Regions from separate parts of the Mus musculus genome. Here region 1 is linked to region 2. The links are chromatin loops, found by intact Hi-C in ENCODE. Cell type or tissue: left cerebral cortex. All regions are shown on one strand.

Region 1 (8,000 bases), 240 kb before region 2:
TTGCCTTTGATACTGATCTGTGAGTGTCAGTCAATCTCTGCTTGACATATCTCAGTTCCTATGCATTCTTCCATTCACCCTTAACATATTAGCTGCTTAGCAGACTCTTTGGATCCAGTGCGCTAAAAATCAATCCCTCGTTTCTCTAAGTCAGTTTTTCCAATTTTGTCTTCTTACATCTCACTGGACCCTATTCTTGCCATCGCCAGGCACTGCTAGCAGTTCAGATGCTTGCCATCTCTTGTCCAGATGACTGGGATAAGTGAGGCTGAGTCTTGTCCCATTCTATGCCATCATCTTGTTTGTTATTGCTGCTACTTCAGGTGTGGTTCTCAGAGAAACACACTAGCCTCACCTGGAACTTGTTAGAAATGCAGTTTCTTTAGGTCCAGCCCCCGACTTGTTACACTTGCATGTTAATCTCAGCTGAGCCACTGCTCTACATTGGCAGATGTGACTCCATCGCCTTCTTACTAATTAGCATGGAACCAGGTATTCTTGGGCAGCCTTACCTAATGCAGCACTTCCTAATGCCAGTGTGCACACTGGTGAATGCTGCCAGGTGAATAAAAACCACACGGGGGACACTCCAGGTCTTACCTAAGTCAAATGCTAGGGGAGAATAACAAATCTGAATTTTAAACACGGTATTAGAAGCTGTAAGACTAGATCTATGCCTCTTAGCACCTCACCATCTTCTTGACAATCAACTCTTGCTGTACTCTCCAATTGGGTACTCATCTCTTCTTGGATTACAGAAGGTCCCTTCTGTTTCCAAAGACAGGGGCCTCCCTCCCTTCCTGTGTGTATGTGTATGTAAGCATTTGTGTTGAGTGTGTGCACATATGCATGTGGAGGCCAGAGGATGACACTGGATGTCTTTCTCAGCTCTTCTCTGCCTTGTATTTTGAGATGGGGTCCTGAGCTCACCAATTTGGCTAGGCTGGTTGGTCAGCAAGCTCCTGGCATCTGTCTATGTTCCTACCAGTACTGGGATGATTAAATGCACTGTACTTTAAAGTTTTGTGCCACTCACCTCTCAGCACTGCAGACCTTCTAGAGTGCCATCACAGCCCTATGCTTCTACGTAGAATGACAATGACTTGTGTTGGCAGGGCCAAGCTTCCTGGGTTCAAGACTCAGAATAGAGCTACAGTACTCCTAACCTTAGGACAGACAAAAGTGTGGGGATTTAATGCCTAAAATATGAAAAAAGTCCAACTGATTACTTGGGACCCATCAAAATAAAACATGTTGAGCTGGGGATATAACTTGTGATAGTATGGTTGCCTAGCACACACAATGCTCTGGCTTCAGTATACGCATGGACACACACACACACATGAAAAAGGGGATTTTTTACCTAAAGTAAAAACACTTTCAAAACAGATGGGCTTTGGGAGTGTGAATGCAAAACAAATGATGGATTTTAGTAGATATACTGCCACATACTGTGTTCATATACAGTGCGTGTGTATGTGTGTGTGTGTGTATGTATACACACATACACACATATACACACACATATATGCATATATATCTTATAGCTATCTGACACTAAATGCTGCTTGTCATATAGAAAAGCAAGTGAGACCCACGGTGTGAACTTCCTGGGACAATCAGTGAGTGTATGTTTGTGAAGTTGAGCATGTGGCACACTTGTGAGGACTTGGATGGTTCAGTTAATTTGGAAAACAGTCTGGCAGCTTCTTATAAAGTTAAACATAAATTTGCTTTGATACCTAACAATCTCATTCTTCGATATTTACTAGAAACAATAAAAATGTCTACTTATACCAAAACCAGTATACAGAGATTTACAGACAAAAACTGGAGCCAATCATACACAACTGCACATATTTGTCAAAACTCATAAATTGAACACTAAAAAGGATGAATTTTATTATATGCAAATTAAACTTCAATAAACCTGAGCTACAAAAGACAGTTTGGGCTGGACAGAAAATAGACCTTGGAAGGAAGAATAAAAGGCAAGAAAATGTTTCAAGGGCTGCTACAGGCATGCTAAGATCTAATGAGAATCTGCCCTAGGGTGTGGCATCGTATCAGGCAAGGCAGGGAAACTTATCTCAAAGAATGACTGGACTTTGGAGAGAGTTAAGAGGTGCTGAGGTGGAGTTTATTCCAACAATGTGCAAGGATATTTACCAAGATAGGAATACTGGAGATGGCATAACTTCTGCAGGGAAGATGATCAGAGCATGCTCTGTGAGCCCACATACAACAGAGTAGGCTGTTGATTTTCACCAATCTAGAACACAGGAGAGAACTGTGTGCCTCTCAAGTGCTTGGGGGTATTTTCTAGGCTAGGAAGAGCATGGGGATGGTAGAGAACATGCTGGGGGTGAACCAGGGAGAAGACATAACTACCCCTTTCTCTCAGAAAAAAGGGCAAATAAAAGCTACATTCAAGGTAACGATGAGGCGGACGCCAGAAGAGCAGACAGCTATTTCCTATGCTGCTCAGGGGTACTGGGAAATGAGGGCCTATGTGTCCCAGTACACTTGGCAGAACAAGCGTAGGCTGGCCTCTCTGTGTTCTGGTGTAGCAGTGAGGATGGAATTCAGACTGGTGGGCTGGACAGCAAAGTGGCAGGACACTGGCAGATGACTCTTTGGAAAAGATTTGGGTAGGAAGAGTTAGATTCAAAAAGGACTTCTTGATTTTAATATAGGAGAAAGTAGATAATGTTGTATGGTGATAGTGGGGGGAAGACAGAGAAGAATAAGAGAGGCAGAAAAGGCAGGGAAAGAGAGCACAATTCAAATCTGAGAATGTTAAAACTGACGAAGCTCTCATTTTGTTTCTGTTGTTTGATGAACCAGGGGTTCTGAAGACCAGAAAAGAAAGTAATTCTCCTACATTTACAGTAAATGTGAGACCAGAACTGAGACTAGGGCTATACTATGTATGTTTCGTCTACAAAATGTATTTATTTGATGTATGTGTTTATGTCTGCGGAGGTCAGAGGATAACCTGCAGAAGTCAGTTTTTCTTCTCACCCATGCAGGTTCCAGTGACTGTATCAAGTTGTTAGGCTTAGCATAAGCAAATTTACCTGCTTAGCCATTTGCTGGGCCTAGCATATGTTTAAAATTGCTAATTTACTTTTGTTAGCCTTGCCCCTTTTTTGTAGTATAGTCTTCTTGAAGAAATAAAAAACCCCAATGCAAACATGGAATACAATGAATGCAGAAAAATTGTGTAAACCTATTATTCAGAATTAATTTCTACTAGCAACTTGAGGCATTTCCTTCGAGTCAGCAAGTTTTCTTTTTTAAAAACCACATCCTGTATACTAAGCATCATATGACACTGAACAGAAAAGAGGAAGACATCCTGCCTAATAGCTTGTTAACCAAGCTGACCTATTCCTCGTAAGGTACTACAGGTTTTCTTTGTAAGTAGTATGTGCTTTATTTTTCTCCAAGATTAATAAATATGAAAAATTATTTCCATCTGAGTATGTTAGTTAAACCAAATGATGGCTTTTGAATTGATCAGCAACAACCACATTAACAAAACTGCCAAATGAGGTTCATCAAGACCAGTTAACTCACGTCATCGCTAGAAGCCAGTTTTAGTGTGGCCGTTCCTTTGAAAGGCCTGTGCACATCTGTATCTATGCTGCTTGGAACCCGGAGATGAAAGGAGCACACACCTCCAGTAAGCACCAGATGGAGCTGCTGTCTAAGCCACAAAACCTGGACTTTGATGCCTTCCGCTTTAAACACTAATTATGTTTGGAGACAAAGATGTTCAGTTAAAGATGCTGTCAAAACTATTTTAACTTAATGCAGGCCCTTAGAGAAGGAAGCTATACCCAATGCAGGTCTATCCGAGGCCGGGTCTTCTGGCTTTCCTGCCTTTGCAGAATCACTTAAGGGCAATTGATAATACCTACAGCTTTCCCTTCTCGTGCCCTCTCGTTGACAGCACTGTCCAAACAGGAAACTTGAGTCACCGAACTTAAGTTGAGACATTAAGAAATAAAAGTGTCTCCTGCAGCATGTGCATACAGACACAGCGACCTGCTCTGACACGCTCTACGAATTTGCCAGAGCAGGTCTGATAAGGAGTATCAAAATGTAATGCTTGGTTTTTTTTTTTAAAGCTCATTTGCTTATATATTCTTTATAATCTTTTATTTAAAATTTTTCATAATTTTGATCATGTTTTCCCTTTCCCCAAATTCACCCCAGACCCCTACCTACCCAACCTGATATTTTCTCCCACTCCCCCTTTCCAAAAACAAAACAAAAATGAAAATCAAATAAAACACAAAAAACTAATAAGACAAAACAAACTCTAAATAGCACCCCCTTAAAAACTCCAAGTCCCATGGAGCCTGTTTTACACTGACTTCCTTGGAGTGTGGTTGATACATCCCAAAACACTCTGCTGGAGAAAACTGATTTCCCTTTCCTAGCCAGTATCAACTGCAAATAGCATCTTAGTTAGGGGTGAGACTTGCGTCCACTTCCTGTCATCGCTGGGATGACTCAAAGGAAACAGTGTCCAGACACAGCAGGACTGATACACATTTGAACTTACAGAGACCAGCACATGAGACCAGCGCAGGCTCAAACCAAACCACATTCTTAGAACCCTAAAGCAAATCCTACAGATGAAATGGTTGATGGGAAATTTTAATGGCTGAAGCTGCCTCCAGAAGCTAGCCAGGATTTACCCCATGATCTAAAATTCTATTTCATAACTTCCAGGATGAAACCCCTCGAGCTATAGATAGAGCTATTCTAGAGTAGCTGATTTCATCTTGAGTCATGAAGGCCTTCTGAGAACCTACTGCTGCTCTTTGCTCTCTGCTGCTCAACAATGGCTATAATTAGTGTGCTTCTTGCCCAACTGTTTCAAGTAGATTTGACACAAAACAACCAATTCTCCCTGGATTTCAATCTTGGACTAAACTGTCAGCATCTGCGCTTGCTAAGAGGGATGCAGTTCCTGTCCTTAAAGAGGGACTGGGTAGGGGGTCTATTAAACTCCTCACACAGTACTCCTTAAAGGTAACCAAAGGAAAGCCCGACCATCATAAAGGAGTATGGGAATAGACTGCTAAGGTCCTCCCCCAATACTTTGACTCCTGAAGGCCATTAGCTCTCCCCATAAAATCTGCCTCATTTCCACAGTGGCAGAGCCAAGAATCCTCACTGCTGTCCACAGGCTTTTAAGGACACACTTGGAGGCGCTAGGCCACATGGCATCCCACAGTAGCCAGTCTCTATGATTCCAACGTCAAATTTATAAAGCAAGGTTTTCATTAGGATTTGTAATGGAATTTGTGATTCACTTATATATTTTTTTAAAAAGCAAAGGAAAATGTGACAAATATCCCACGTCATTGTTCCCAACTTTTCCTTTTTCCACAGTGAAAAATGCTGACCTGACATGCCAAGACCTTCAGTACATGACTAAAAGGGTAGAGAGGAAGTGGAAGCAAAGCTGCAGGAAGATGCTTGCAGGAGATAAAAGACAGTTTCACTGTGGATCACAAATAGAAACTCTATGAGAAGGCTCTTCTGGAGATAGCATGATGATGATGATGACGACGGCTACGGTGATAATAATAATATCACTTTCCTGGCTACAAGAATAGGCAAACTCTTAAGATATGATGTTCTATTAATTCAAGAACAGAGCAAAGCAAAGCATGCTTAATTTGCATATCTTAAAGCTCTATTACATGACAGAAGCAGCCCATTCACTTTTAGCTGTTCACAATTCTGTTCAGGGGTTACCTCTGTGATGACTTTTCCTTCTGATTCCCTAAATACCACTATTATTATATCGCATCATACTGTAAAATACAAGTCCTGTGAAGACAGAACTGTGCTATGTCCTCTTCTTATTTGCATCAATGGACTGCTGAGAAAAAACTAGACCCTGAAGAGAGCAGACTGAACAAATTCTACTAAGTCCTAGACATAGGGTCACTTTGCCCATGAAGACTCACAATTTTCAAAAGACCCTGGGACATATATGATACCATTGGTGCTGCTCTTAGAGTGAAGAAACTGGGATTTGTCCAAGGCCACACAGAGCCTGTGAAGGCCAGAGCCAGGGTGAGTGAATGCACCACGTGTATATACAAATGGTACAGGGTGAGCGAATGTACCACGAGTATGTATAAATGGTACAGTTCAGCTCAGGCATGGACGACAGAGAAGACATGTTGTGTACATCAAAAGAAAAGAAATGAGGAGAAGAGAGATGAAGGAACTAAGAAGCAGAGGAAAGGGAAACTGGGAAGAAAAAAGTTCATTATTCTACGAAGAGAAACCGGACTTGTATGATTTTAGCAATGCAACCATTTCTGGAGACTTCACTATCTAGTGTAACCTGTACTTTGGTAAGTGATATTATATTTTCAACTACACTAAAATTTTCCTCCTTTAGCTACAGCAAAGTAAACAATCTATTCTGTAAAACATTTATAATTTAAACCTTTAAAGAAGAAAATGGCAAATTAGTCAACGTCTGAATTACACACTACTTTGAGAAGTATAGATTGATTGCTTCAAGAAAATACTGCAATGTAACAAGTTTTAATTAAAATTATACTGAAAGAGTATTTCCTAAACTGGGATCCAGGGTGTAGTTTTCAAGGGTCTGTGAGTTCTCAAAATAGGTCAGTATTGATCTAAAGTCTCTGTCTAAGACAAGTTAACAGGGACGCGAGGGATGGATGGCTCAGAGGGTAAACTGCTTGTTGTGTGAGCATGTGGGCCTGGGCTCAGATCTCCAGCACCCACATATAAGGCAGGGCTAGCAGCATGTGCATGTGACCTCAGCACTGATTGAACAGGCTGATGGCTGGAGCTTGCTGGCTAGGCAGCCTAGCTGAAACAACAAGCACAGTGAGAGACCTTAACTCAAAAGCACACACACACACACACACACACACACACACACACACACACACACACACACACACACAATGGCAAACAAGAGACGGTCACACCTGCAGTCAATTTCAGGCATCTATACGCACACCAAGGAGCACACTCGCCTTCATACACATGAGCATATCCACACTTATACTACACATACCCTCACACAAATACATTAACATAAACATATGCTGAGCTGTTATTACAAAATGGCCACTTATAACTAATAAGCACTATTTCTAGTCTGCGTGTACATTTGTGTTTATAGTCTGAGCTGGCAACAACCACACTATTAATATAAGAAATAATGAAGGGACAAACAGGCTCAATTCTTATGGAAATGATTCAGGATTTCCAAGTGAAGACGGAAATGACACCATGATATAAGCCGTATTTACTGTGCTTTACAATGTGGGATTTCCAGTATGTTAGAAAGGGGTTGGAGAGATGGCTCAGAGGTTAAGAGAACTCGCTGCTCCCAAAGGACCCAAGATCTATCCTCAGCACCCATGTGGGACAGCGCACGACTACTTCTAGCTTCAGCTGGCCTGCAGGGACACCTATACCCGACATTGTGTATGCTTATATAGGTATAAACACATGAACAGAAATAAAATAGGCCTTGAGAAAGGAAAGATAGAAAGCTGGCATAAGACGACCACACTGGGTCTGATGCTATATACCTATAATTCTAACACTTAGGGGATAATCAAGCTCACACCAGTGACACTCCTTTAAGTGTACACTTAAACTGTAGTGGACGGTGGAAAAGGCAAAGCAAAACAACACAACAAAACTGAACTGTTGCTCTGAATAGAGAGAGCAAGCATCTCCATCTCCTAAAGCCAGGCAAGTGATTAAAAATACCTGCACCTTTAATTTATATGTTTTCCATACATACTTGACTCTTAACCTTGAGTAAAAAATACAGTAGGAGCGATATGAAATGCACAGGTGGCTGAAGTGGATGGGGAGACAACGAAAGAGAAATAGTGACAACCCTCTAGTTAGCTTTATTCCACCATAGAGTAAAAGCAGAAATCAAAGCTGGCACTGAGGAACTGCAG
Region 2 (8,000 bases):
GCAGACTAATGTGGCCACTGGGTTTCCCTCAAAGCTCGGGAGAGCGAATGTTTTAGATATAGTCATCCATTCCATTTGGACATTTCCATGCACTTTGGGTGGAAAGCTGAGGAAGTCCCTCTCCTCTGGGAGCTAGTTCATAGTACAACAATAAAAACAAAGACACGGAAGCCAGCTACAGTGGGGTCTGATAAGTGATCAAACAGCTGTGAGCAGAGAGTCCTGGAAAATACAAAGGAAGGTTTCGATGGTTGTGCTACAGGGAGGTCCATAGGGGGCTTTTTAAAAGAAACTAGAAATGGCCAGGTTGCTCTGTGGTAGAGCGCTTGACAGAGTGATGGGGGGGGGGGGGGCAGGTACTGCAGACAGTGAAGTGTTTGGGAAGTGGGTTGTAATAAGCACCAAACGCCATGCTAAGGGACCTTATTTTGTAGCAGAGGGAAAAATAATCACAGCTGGTTTTGCAAAGCAATAGCATGAGAAGATAATAAACTAGCTCAGAGGATCATAGTCTTTTTTTGGTTTTTTTTGTCATGAATCCCTGTGGCAATCCAGTAGGGGCTATGTATGGATCAGCCCTTCTAGAAGCAATGTTTTCAACTACATTACAAAAAAGAAGAAGTTAGCCAGATGTGCAGGCACATGTCTTTAATCCCAGCATCCAGGAGCCAGGGACAGGTGGATCTCACCAAGTTTGAGACCAACCTGGTCTACAAAGTTCCCAGCCAGCCAGGGCTACACGGTGTCTCAAAATAACATGAAAAAATGTTAAGAAATCCACTATATTAGAAGATAGCTATCAAAATATTTAAAGTGTGTCATATAGACATGCTTGTGCTCCCCCACAAAGCCATAAATAACATGTCTAAGATGGGCAGAGTGGAGAATGCCTGTAATCCCAGAGAGAGATAAAGAAAGAGCAAAATGCAGCAGGGGTTATAGGTGGGCGGGGTGGGAAGAGAGGCTCTGATGGGCAGGCCCTCTGGAGAGCTGGGGGAAGGCAGGCTGGGGCAGATAGAAGTGGCTGGAAGCAAGGTCTTTGTGGTGTGTTCGTTTACTGTAAAGAAGTGCCAAAGCATCTCTGTTAATGGGCTACTCTTGAGAGCTAAGTTTGGACATGGAGTAACACGGGGTAGACTTACAGGGAGCCAGGTCACCTATGAGCTCTCCTGCCCCTGGTAAAGATTTCATGTTCAAACTTTGCTTTACCCCAACCATGACTATGCTCCCCTTCCCTTGACTCCAGAAGAGCACATGGACAGAGGAGCTTTTCTAGCTAGCTTAGATCAGCTAGCATCTCTGCAGTTATTAGAGCCTGTTCTTGCATATGCTTCCTGCAAGAGATTCAACAAGGGAACTTGTGCATCTGGAAAGAATACTCCAGACGTTCCTCTGGCGTGGCAGTATCTGTTTATGTTGGCTGATTTTATAGCAAGTGTGCTTGGGATGTTTCCTGTTTGTCTCTTGGAACTGTATGAAAAGCTGGGCATGGCAGGATAGGCTTAGCATCCCAACACTCAGGAGGCTGAAGCAGCCTGATCTCCATAGTGAGTTCCAGGCCAGCTAGCACTACAGAGTGAGACCCTGTCTCAAGATAGAAAAGATCTGGGTGAAGGCTACAGGATGAGCCAAGCACGGGGCAGCAACTAAACACCTGGGGAAAGGCTGGAGACTACAAAAAGATTATCAGCTGTGGTCATGCCCCGAGGGGTTTCCCACTCTGAAGACTTGACCCACAGTTAAAGGGGGCCAAGATTAATCATGCCTTAATCTTCACTCTCAACCAAAGGATCGTTCCTGAAGATCTCGTCTATTAAGGCAGTGAGGATTGCTGCAGGGTATGCAGTAATGAGCTGCAGGTATTTAATGAGAGACAAGTGCGGTTGCTGCAAGGGTCTAGTACTCAGTGCCTCATCACAAAACCAAGAGGGCTGGTTTGCTGGGGAAAAGGAGCCCCCGTTGAGTCCATGGGTTGCGAGGGTGGAGAGGAAGTTCCCTTTTGAGATTCAGTGTTGCCAGGAAACACAAGATCATCTGGGAAAGACCTTTGTTTTTGTTTTAATTAGGTAAAGATTTTACATGCAGGGAGCAAGTAGCTGACTCCAGAGGAGGAAAAGTTGGAAGAAAAAAAAAAAGTCAATGTGAAGGAATAAAGACATTTATTTGATGGAGGTAGGGATGCTTCGGCCTCTTTCCCAGCCCCTGCCTCACCTGAAAGTAACTGCCTGGTCCAAAAAAAAAAAAAAAAAAAAAAATCCACCTACATAGGGGCAACACTCCCTTCTGGTCCTTGTCAGCTTCCGAGTGTCCCTCTGTCCTGTGTCAGCACCTAGTAGTCTGAGTTCAGCAGGAAAGGCCGGATGCAGGCCTGGCCCTGGCCCTTCTCTCCTAGCTTGACAGGAGGAGGCCTTGACCTGCCTACAGGATGCGGGTTCACATCCTGCACCTCATCATGGAATCCGGCTTCGCCTGCTGCTCTGGTTTCTTCTTACAATCCCAAGAGACAGGAGCCCTGCAGGGCAGGGAAAGGACCCAAGGCCAGACTTCCAAGCAGAACGCTTTTGGGATGCCTGAGCCTCAGCCTGTCTGTCTTTCAGGGGTGGGGAGGGAAGGGCCCCCCACTCTTTCCCAATGTCCCAGTCTTAAACTCGTGCAGTCCAAAACAAGCCAGTTCATTGTGTTCTTGGATATAAATATTGATTCTGGTTGATGTTAACATTCTGTTCATAAAAGAATGTAACATATTTCTCTCACACCATATTAGACTGATGTGTTGTTTGGCCAAGAGAAGTAGAGATTTCTGGCTTCTGCAGAAAATGTGGACATTTAAATGCATGCAGCTTTCAGAAGTCTGGAGAGCAGACTCAGAATAGCAACGAGGGCTTTTGGCTGGCTTCAGCCCTGTCCTCCTCCATCCTTGGCTTGTCACTTTGGCGTTCCTAATCTCTTGTAATTAGGAAGCTGCTTGGCTGTCCACATCTGCTTTCATCAGGAAGGCCTATAAGGTCAGCGCTGAACATTTTTAATTTTCTTCCCTTGAGAAAAAGATCTGGGAGGTCTCCCATTTTTCTTCCCCTCTCCACGTGGGAGGGGAGGGTAAAGGCTTCAGACCAGAGGGTGGTCCATCCAAGCATTCCAACCTGGGCCAGACAAGCCCAAGAATAGGATGTGCTGGCCGCCTTGGCAAGGCAAATTCCCCACATTCCACAAGCGCTCTTCACGGGAAATCTAACTCATGAGAAAGTGGAATTCATGATGTGTATGCGTGTGCATTCGGGTGCCAGCACGTCTCACACAGACAGATCCCCGGCTCTCTGGTATTTCGTAAGAGTGGTAGAGCCCATTTCCAGATGTGGGAAGCCAGACTGGGTCGCTGTGCTGTCAGAGGAAGCAGCGCCCTCTGCTGTCCAGATCAGACAGCACCGCGGTGGAGGGAAAGGACCCGAGGGGTCTGGAAAGCAAGTTCCTGGTTAAAACCTTGGCTCACCGTGGCATGCTGGAGGCCTTGCACCTCCTTTTTCTTCCCACTGCGAGCCTGCAAGAGGCTGGCTGCCCTCGGACTAGCTGGTTCTTTTGATGTTCTGTAGCTGCGAGCCAGCCAAAAATGAGGATTTGCTATAAAACTCCAGCCTCCCGCAGCATCTGCTGAGCTAGTTCCGAGGTGAGAGGCAGTGGCGCTGACTTCTGCATGAGAACCTAGCCAGCAATCCCAAGCCAGGCGAGACAATAGGGGCAGCGTGCCCACGAGGAGGCCTCTGGCCGAGAGGCAGCCCTGTGGCCTCATTGTGCCCTTGGAAGGCGCTGGCAGAGGCCTGGCTGCCTCCGAGGCTTCCAGCAGAGTGGAAGCTGCCATGGCTCAGCTCAGGCATACTGGCATCTCCACCTCCAGGAGCTGGCAACACAGACAGAGGGAGGCCCCGCCCTCTGCCCTGTTTCCTGCCAAGAAGAAGGCTCTGCAGCACTGCCAGAGTCGATTCGCCGGGTTGAGGGAGGGGAAACGACAGAGAGCGAGAGAAGGAGAGAAGGGGAGAAGGAGAGAGGAAAGAGGTAGAAAATGGGAGAAAAGGAAGGGCGTAGGGAGGAAGAGAGGGAGGAGGGAGAGAGAAGGAGGGAGATAAAGAGGAAGAAGAGAGGGAGAGGAGGAGAAAGGAAGGGAAACGGTGAAGGAAAAGAAATGAGGAAGAAAGAGGGGAGGGAGAGAAGTGTGTGTGTGTGTGTGTGTGTGTGTGTGCGCGCGCGCGCGCGCGCGCGCGCTGCCCAAGCTCCCAAGCCAGGTGCAGAAAGCTACTGAAGCAAACTTATTGGACAACCTTTCAGTTTTGCAAGAGAAAAATAGAAGGCATAAGACAATCAGTTTCTGTTTTGAGGGGAAGATTTTTATTTGTTTATTTTTGGCAAACTGAGCTCCTCTCTGCTGGGAGGACTGAAAACCCAAACCACCAAACAGCCCCTAACAACAATGCCCTTCTCTCTCTCTCTGGGACCAATTTCCAGACAGCACAGCGGTCCTGACAAGGTCAACAAGCCGAAGCTGGGAGCGCAAGATCTTTATCTACGTGGGAAATAAGAAAATCATTTGACTGATAAAAGGAAATACAATAAATAGCATCTAAATTCCTGGCTGCATTCCCCCGAGCCCCTCCTCTGCAAGAGAAAGTGCCAGGGCAGGAATACAACTGCCACTACAGCAGGTTTAAAAATAGCACACTGCACACAGCCCTTCCTACCTTCCAGAAAGACTTCATTACCGGGTCCTCAGCCCTGAGCCTGCAGAGCCGCTGCCGGGGCTTTCTTACCCCTGCTCTGGATTTTTCTTCTTTGGAAGCATGAAGGCAGCGGGTGTGATACATTTCCCTCCCGCTCAGCTAGTTTCAGTCCTAGCACGTCTGGCGCACACGGCGAAAGTCCATTGTATTTAATGGGGTGTTAACTCTGTTTATTCTCTAGGACTTGTACGGTAATTTTACACTCTGCAAAACTAGCAACTTGAACCTGAAGTGCTTTTCCCTCCTCCTCATGCCACTCCAGTGGGCCTTTGGCTCCAGGTCCCTTCACAAGCTTAGCGTTTCCCCAACTGAGATAGCCAAGCATGGTGCAAGCTGCTTCCTGCAGCTGTTAACTCTGCTGGGGCCTGAGACAGGTCTGCATTTCTTACAGACTTAGTTTGTGCCATCTGTTAAATGGGTATTTGAATCTGCCTTGTGTACCTAGAAAAGCTGTTGGCACTGGTTCTCTGGTTCTCAGCTGGTCGCTTTTGTATCTCCTTGGAAAACTGTTAATGTACATGACCGAATGATCCCTGTTAGCCTAAATCTCCGAGTCTCTATCAAGTTAAAGGACCCAAGGCCATGAAAGCAATTACCACCTTACAGATTCATAATATAAACTCAGGTCTTTTTTATCTTTCAAACACTAATTCAAAAAATGTAAGGAGCATCATCACTTGGGAGGCTGAGGCAGGAGGATCAAGAGTTTGAGGTCAACTTTGGTTACATAGTGAGACAATATCTCAAAACAAACAAAAAATATTTTAGGTAGCTTGGTACCTGGGATGCAGCTGGTGGATCCGGACTATTTTCCATGTATTCCTCTCTTTTTAAAAGAGAGAGAGAGAGAGAGAGAGAGAGAGAGAGAGAGAGAGAGAGAGAGAGAGAGAGATAGGCTAGGGAGATGGCTCAGTGGTTAAGAGCACTGACTGCTCTTCCAGAGGACCTAGGTCCAATTCCCAGCACCCACATGGCAGCTCACAGGTGTCTGTAACTCCAATATCTGATACCCTCACATAGATGTGCATACAGGCAAAGCACCAATGCACATAAATTAAAAATAGATAAATTATTTTTAAAAAAAAAGAATTCTCTCTCTCTAGGCCTCCCACCCTCCTTTTTTTCTAACACACACACACACACACACACACACAATTCACGAGGTCTTGTGTAGCTCCAGCTGGACTCACTTCTTAGCTGAAGAGGACTGAGCTACTGATTCCCCGCCTCCCCCCCCCCGCCCCCCCCCACTGCCTCTGCTTTCCGAACTCTGGGGTGACAAGGATGGACAAGTACACTCAGCAGGAAGTGTCACTAAAGTACAGGGCACACAGGCTAAGCAGGCAGCGCTTCACTCATCAGATGCATCTTCCTCAGCTCCCTCTGCCCGTTGTCACTCCCGGAGGTCACATTTGGCCAGCTGCTATCTCTCACACACACACCCTTTCTTGCACAACTTTGTGATTTTGAAAGCCTCTGCCCCATTGCTGAGCAGGGCTTTCTTTTATCTCTCATATCTCCAAGCACAGGGGTCTCACTGTACTGACTCTGTTCCTGGTCCTGAGCCATCAGCTCCAACCTCTCCGTTGCTGGCCCAGTTGCTGTTTATGCCTTTCTGGGTTAAGCATATTGGAGCGTGGTTATTCAGGCCTGTCTCCCTGCCTCTGCATTCTTGGACCTTGGCATTGTGCCTGGAACACAGTAGGCGCTGGGTACAAGTTTGTTTAGTCCAATCCCTCATCTTTATGACTAATGCTTCATTTCGACCATTTTGCAAAGGTTACAGTGTCTCTGAAGACTTGTTGATGTCACCTCCTTCCTCTGCGGCTCCACACCCATGCTGGTGGTGAGGGCACGAGAGTCCTTCATGTTACCACAATTCCCAACAGTACTCGTCTTCAGGGCCTCGGTATTGCTAGGTACAGTTAGCCCCTTCTGCAAAGACACCTTCCTCCTCCCTGTGGCTTTCAACAAGCAGCCGGCTGTGTGTTCCTGCTTCTCTGGCTCTCTTGATCCTCTCAGTGAGGCTCAGCTGCTCCTGTCTCTACATTCCTTCCTGAACAGAACAGATTTGACTAATCCACTGTTTAAAATATCTCCTCCAACTTCAGCTTCAACTCAGGGCCCGGATGTTCAGTGGTCTACTTGACGTCTCACTTCTGAGGCTTTAGGTGGCTCAAGTTTAAACCCAACCTCTCCTCCCTAAGCCTTTCCCTTTCAATAATAAGGCACATTCTGTACATACACCCTCCCTGGGGACTTGACAGCCACTCTCTTGGAAGAGGGATCCAGTCAAGGGATATCCAAATATTATAGATTCCAGGCGATGGGGACATGACTTCTTTGCCTCACAACTCTAATACACACCTAAATGCTAGGTAGACAGGGCAGCCCTCCAGTGATCCCAGCACTTAAGAGGCAGCAACAGGAAGTTTGGAACAATCTGGCTAGCTAGACTAGGTCAAATTGGCAAGCCCTGGGTTCAAGTGAGAGATCCTGACACACACACATAACAAATAAATATTATAGATTCCAACCGCTAACTTGGATTTGAAACAAAACTAGGGTTTGTTGTTGTTGTTATCCTGAACTTAGGTGCCCAACAGGGTCTAGCCTCAGCACCTTCCCAGACCAATCTAGTTTCTATTTTGCCTCTAGAGCAGAATGGGCAAGCGAGGTTTCCCAAACCATATTCAATACAAGTCACAAGCAAAGACAAATTCTCTCTCTCTCTCTCTCTCTCTCCTTTTGATTCTTTGTGAATTTCCCACCATGTACCCCAATCCCACCCACTCATCTCCCTGTCCATTCATATACACCCTCCTCCCTTGCAACCTCCCCCAACAAATAAAACAAAAAATAAAATAAATCTTGTTGTGGAGGTGTGTCCCACAGTACACCCTTTTGCCCAAACATCTTCACTTGCAAATGTTCGTTGCAATGAGTCATTGGTCTGGTTCCAGGCCTCTGGCTTCTGCTATGCTATCAATACTGGATCCTCGTCAGGACTCCTTTCAGATATTCTGTTTTTGCCCTGTATCATGGAGATTCTGCAACTTTGGAATCTTCTATGTGCTCCAGCATTTCATAGATTGGTGGGGCCAACTCAAGCCCTGGGTATGGGCCTGGATGGAAGCAGCTAGCTCTCCTGCTTTGCCCAGGCAAGGGTGGGGCCAGTTCTCCAGTGCCCATGCCACCAGGGCCAGCTCTCCTGGTCTCACAACTTCAGGGTAG

The links. Hi-C counts contacts between places; a loop is a spot of excess contacts. Peaks named below come from ENCODE experiments on the same cell type or tissue, not always from the same donor. Only the 100,000 strongest peaks of a DNase experiment are listed, where the experiment ranks them.
Region 1: a loop joins it to region 2, with 6 times the contacts of the local background. A loop is called at or near these places in 23 of 42 quality-filtered maps.

Annotation. Positions count from the first base shown.
Region 1 is chr9:56,261,162-56,269,161 of GRCm38, forward strand. The region is part of intron 3 of Peak1 (pseudopodium-enriched atypical kinase 1); the gene reads right to left. It overlaps Peak1os (a long non-coding RNA gene), which reads left to right. Exons shown (of 6, transcript XR_003948326.1): 5 at 5,413-6,392. Among named protein-coding and RNA genes, the nearest start is that of Peak1os, 24 kb to the left of the region's middle. In left cerebral cortex, a CTCF peak has its summit at 3,690 (motif pointing right); a DNase peak (open chromatin) is centred at 3,717.
Region 2 is chr9:56,502,760-56,510,759 of GRCm38, forward strand. No RefSeq gene overlaps it. Among named protein-coding and RNA genes, the nearest start is that of Gm31529, 73 kb to the right of the region's middle. In left cerebral cortex, CTCF peaks have their summits at 3,415 (motif pointing left) and 3,615; DNase peaks (open chromatin) are centred at 813, 1,472, 2,909, 3,450 and 3 more places; H3K4me3 peaks cover 1,838 bases; H3K27ac peaks cover 3,196 bases.